Regions from separate parts of the Homo sapiens genome. Here region 1 is linked to region 2. Evidence: read pairs that join two places in POLR2A ChIA-PET (ENCODE). Cell type or tissue: B cell. All regions are shown on one strand.

Region 1 (2,500 bases), 120 kb before region 2:
GAGTGCAGTGGTGTGATCATAGCTCACTGCAGCCTTGAACTCCTGGACTCAAGGGATCCTTTCACCTCAGCCTCCCAAGTAGCTGGGACCACAGGCATACTCAACATGTTTAGCTAATTTTTCATTTTTCGTAGATATGGGTTCTCACTATGTTGCCCAGGCTAGTCTTGAACTCCTGGTTTAAAGTAATCTTCCTGCCTCGGCCTCTCAAAGTGCTGGGATTACAGGTGTGCACCACTGCACCTGGCCTTAAATCACCTTTTTTTTGGGCGGTGGGAGGGGGAGGATGGAGTCTCACTCTGTCACCCAGGCTGGGGTGCGGTGGCACAATCTTGGCTCACTGCAACCTCCATCTCCCTGGTTCAAGCAATTCTCCTGCCTCAGCCTCCCGAGTAGCTGGGATTACAGGCATGGGCCACCATGCCCAGCTAATTTTTGTACTTTTACTAGAGATGGGGTTTCATCATGTTGGCCAGGCTGGTCTCAAACTCCTGACCTCAAATGATCTGCCCGCTTCGGCCTTCCAAAGTACTGGGATTACAGGCGTGAGCCACCGTGCCTGGCCTCTTAAATCACTTTTTATCAAAGGAGTTTCACTCTTGTTGCCCAGGCTGGAGTGCAACGACGTGATCTCGGACATTTAAAATCACATATGTGCATGATTTTAAAGTATCAAAGTATCAATAATATCAAAAGGCTTTTAAAAGAAAATAGCAGTCCCCTGCTCCAAGTTCTGCTCCATGGAAGTAACCACTTTCTACTCTTTGAGCTGTTTTGTGTTTACCTCCATGTTTCTAAATAATATGCTTACAGTGATTTTAATTGATTTATCAGTTTTAGACATCTATTGACTTCTGTTGTAGGAATTATAGGAAAATCTATACTCCCACCCCTGACATGCTTCCTTCCCATCCTCCCAGTGTAATTGTATTACAATTTTTGGTAATGTAATAAACTAGTTTCTGTTAATAGCATTGTGGTCAAGAGCATGGCTCTGGGCTGAGTGCAGTGGCTCACGTCTGTAATCCCAGCACTTTGGGAGGCTGAGGCAGGTGGATCACCTGAGATCAGGAGTTCGAGACCAGCCTGACCAACATGGCAAAACCCCATCTCTACTAAAAATACAAAATTAGCCAGGTGTGGTGGTGCGCACCTATAATCCCAGCTACTTGGGAGACTGAGGCAGGAGAATCATATGTACCCAGGAGGTGGCGGTTGCAGTGAGCCGAGATCACGCCATTGCACTCCAGCCTGGGCAACAAGAGTGAAACTCCGTCTCAAACAAACAAAAAAAAGAGCATGGCTCTGGGAATCTGACTAAGGTGGGCTCTAATCAGGCTTTGATGTCTGCTTTGCCCAAGCTCACTTAGGCAAATTACTTAATTTCTTCATTCTTAGTTTTCTCACTTGTAAAACTGGGATAATAATTGCACCCTTCTCATAAGGTAGTTGTGAGGATTAAATTAGATAATACACATAAAATATGAAGCACAGTGCCTGGCATGTGGTAAGTACTCAGAGGTTAGCTATTATTTTCTATTTCTACTGGCTTAGACTAGACTGTTTTAACCTCCTATAAGCAACCAGCCAAGGGATGGAGGAAGAGTCTGGGAACTCTCTGGTTTGGGCAAGGTTTGCTCCTCCTCATTATGCTGACTTTTGTTTATTCCTGTTTCTTTCTCGTTTCCTTGATGATCCAGGTCCCTCAACCAGTGGAGAGTCCCAGGGGTGAGAGGAAGGCCTACAGATAGACCCAGGGTGAAGACCTGAGTAACCTTTGCTAGTCCTGACTCAGCCAGTACTGGTCTTAGACTGGTGATGGGTCAGGGTTCATATTTTGGCATCTCTCTCTGGGCATCTTTCCTCTTCTTTTTTAGACCTCATGACCAAGGCAGCTGGTGTCCCCTGCTGCTCTGGTTTCTTTAAGTAATATATCAGTTTTATCTTTCTTTCGAATATTTGCATTTTTTTCTTTTTTTTTTTTTTCTACAGCATCTTTTTATTGTCTTTACCATTACTTTAATGCATTTTAAAATTTATCTACATTAATTGGGAACTATTTGCATTTTTTTCATCCTCTCTCTCTTTTTCTTTTTCTTTTTTTGGATTTGTCTTGGCCAGAGAGGTTCTCCAACACCCGGGTGGACTTGGAATTTTTTTATCAGCTGCAATCTGAAGACTTGTCTTTACTGTGGAATAGGTGACATTCCTTTAGGACCTCAGAAGCTCAAGTAGTTTAATGCCAAGTCTTTCCAGAGCCTCACTCTCTTTTATTTTTTAAATTAGAATTGTGATTTATTGAAGCCTTACCATGAGCTTCATATAATTTTTTATGAACAGCTTTATTGAGATATAATTCATATACCCCATTTAAAGTATGTAACTCAGTGGTTTTTAGTACATTCACAGAGTTGTGCAATCATCAATAAATCAATTTTAGAACATTTCCTTACCTTATAAAGAAATCCTGACCCATTAGCAGTCACTCCCCATTTCCCCC
Region 2 (2,500 bases):
AATGAAGTTATTTTAGAGAGGGAAGCTGATATTTAAGGAGAGACTATTATCAGCTTACACTGGAAGGGAGAAGCTCGTATTTAGAGATAATAGCTGTTGGGGCAGATACAGGTGTTTTTTCCCTTTTCTTTCATATATATGTATGCGTGCATGCATGTACACATACATACAAAGAAGGATAGCTATGGACCATTAATGCAATTTTTGTGAGGCCAAGATGGCAGAACCTCTCCCCTTTCCCTCCTCCACAGACATACACCTGCTTTTTCCTACAGCATTGTCTGACTTAATTTTCTTGAAACCAATCTATCCTGTTTAACCTTAGGCTATCGCAGCAAAGGTTGGCATGGACAGTACGACAGTGAATTACTTTGCCTTATTTGAAGTGATCAGTCACTCCTTTGGTAAGTACCAGTGGCTGATACTAAGTTTTGTTTTCTAATACTATGAGAAAGAAACATTTACCTAGAGAAGAGCTTGAAGACAAGGGGAGATCCCACTCATTAGAACTGTCTCTAACAATCAGACCAAGCATATCCCATTAAACTCAGGTCATAAGCATGTCTGATCACTGTTGATTCTTTTTCCTCTTTTGTAAGTATAGGTTATAACTAGCAATGAATCGGAAGATGCTTTCATGAGGTTCTTTTAAATCTGAGGTTCAAAATTCATATATTCCAATAAAACAGGCTTAAAAATGGGATGTTCTATTTAGCCACATGTTGTTTTAGTGTACTTTATAGGATTTTTGTAAAGATTCTTAAGCGTAGCTTTCTGTTTTCAGAAGTTAGGAAGATATGTGTTGGTTAAAAGCCTTGTTTTAATGCATACATTTAAGTTTCTGTGTGAATAAATTTCCTCTTCCAAGGAAATTTTATTGTGTGGTGACAGGAAATTTATATTTTATTTTATAAAAGCTAGGGATGGTGGTCACATTGGTTGCATTGAGACTACAAAGGGGAGAGAGTCTGAGGGCTCTCTCTGAATGACATAGATTTCCTACAGTTTATGGGTCTCTTCCATGTCATATATATTTATACAGGGCTAAGGCCAAAATTGATATAGATAATATTGGTTGATTAGACCTTCCTTATCCCAGAAAGGGGGAGAGTTTGGTAGATTTAGGTTGCCTTGCTATCTCAGGTCCAGGTAGAATAACTTTGATTCCCCTAAAGCAGCCATCTCCCTAATATTTTTTTTCTTCCCAACTCACAGCAGTGTAACTAGACAGATGTAAATTATGTTACAAAGGATTACTAAGGTACCAGGACATCTGGATTCTAACCTTATTTTTTTTCTAAGCTTTAGTTTCACTTTCTATAAAATGGAAAATATTAAATCTGTCTTTTGTAGTGTTATAAAGCCAAGTAAACATTGAGAGAGGAAGTAATCTCAGCAGTTTGGGAGGCCGAGGCAGGAGGATTGCTTGAGCCCAAGAGTTTGAGACCAGCCTAGGCAACATAGTGAGATTGCCATCTCTAAAAAAATTTTAAAAATTAGCCAAGCATGGTGACACATGCAGGCGGTCCAAGCTAGGAGGCTGAGGTAGGAGGATCAGTTGAGCCTAGGAGGTTAAGGCTACAGTGAGCTATGATTGTGCTACAACACTCTAGCCTGGGCAACAAGTGAGACCCTGTCTCAAAAAAAAAAAAGGAAAGAAAAGAAAACTCAGCCTCTCAGCCTTTCCACAAAAAGGCAATTTAGAAATTAAAAGTGGTAGTTTTTTTATCCTGCTCGAGTGGCTGTTAGAAAGAGGAAGTAACATTACTCAGAAGACAGTTTTCAGTTTGAGGAATGCTGTAGGATTTTTGGAGGTGGGCGGAAAAAACCTTTTGGCCTTAACAATAAAAGCAGTTCATTGAGAATTGCCACATGAGAGACTCTGAATGTACCATAGCTGGGTAAGAGGAGAGGCTTGCTTTAAAGATGTTTAGTGGGCCGGGCGCGGTGGCTCACGCCTGTAATCCCAGCACTTTGGGAGGCCGAGGCGGGCGGATCACGAGGTCAGGAGATCGAGACCATCCCGGCTAAAACGGTGAAACCCCGTCTCTACTAAAAAAATACAAAAAATTAGCCGGGCGTAGTGGCGGGCGCCTGTAGTCCCAGCTACTTGGGAGGCTGAGGCAGGAGAATGGCGTGAACCTGGGAGGCGGAGCTTGCAGTGAGCCGAGATCCCGCCACTGCACTCCAGCCTGGGCGACAGAGCGAGACTCCGTCTCAAAAAAAAAAAAAAAAAAAAAAAAAGATGTTTAGTGGACATGAGCTGTAACTAGCTAATGGATTAGATATTTTAACTAAATTTGGAGTTGGTGCTGTTTGCAGAGTTGTCATGTTAACTGATCTGTGTCTTAGTCCATTTTGTGTTGCTATAAAGGAATACCTGAGGCTGGGTAATTTATAAAGAAAAAAGGTCTATTTGTTTCATGATTCTGCTGGTTTTCAGCTGATGTCTACCAAACATCTTTAAGACTGGGTTCAAAATTGGGCATCTGGTAAGGTC

The links. Peaks named below come from ENCODE experiments on the same cell type or tissue, not always from the same donor. Only the 100,000 strongest peaks of a DNase experiment are listed, where the experiment ranks them.
Region 1: POLR2A ChIA-PET joins it to region 2 with 11 read pairs; 4 of 35 experiments call an interaction of 5 or more read pairs at or near these places.

Annotation. Positions count from the first base shown.
Region 1 is chr1:151,544,032-151,546,531 of GRCh38, forward strand. The region is part of intron 1 of TUFT1 (tuftelin 1); the gene reads left to right. It overlaps MIR554 (microRNA 554), which reads left to right and starts at 1,765; the gene lies at 1,765-1,860. In B cell, no CTCF peak of the experiment used is centred here; no DNase peak of the experiment used is centred here; H3K27me3 peaks cover 570 bases.
Region 2 is chr1:151,665,608-151,668,107 of GRCh38, forward strand. SNX27 (sorting nexin 27) reads left to right here. Exons shown (of 12, transcript NM_001330723.2): 6 at 326-404. Among named protein-coding and RNA genes, the nearest start is that of CELF3, 50 kb to the right of the region's middle. In B cell, no CTCF peak of the experiment used is centred here; no DNase peak of the experiment used is centred here; H3K27ac peaks cover 777 bases.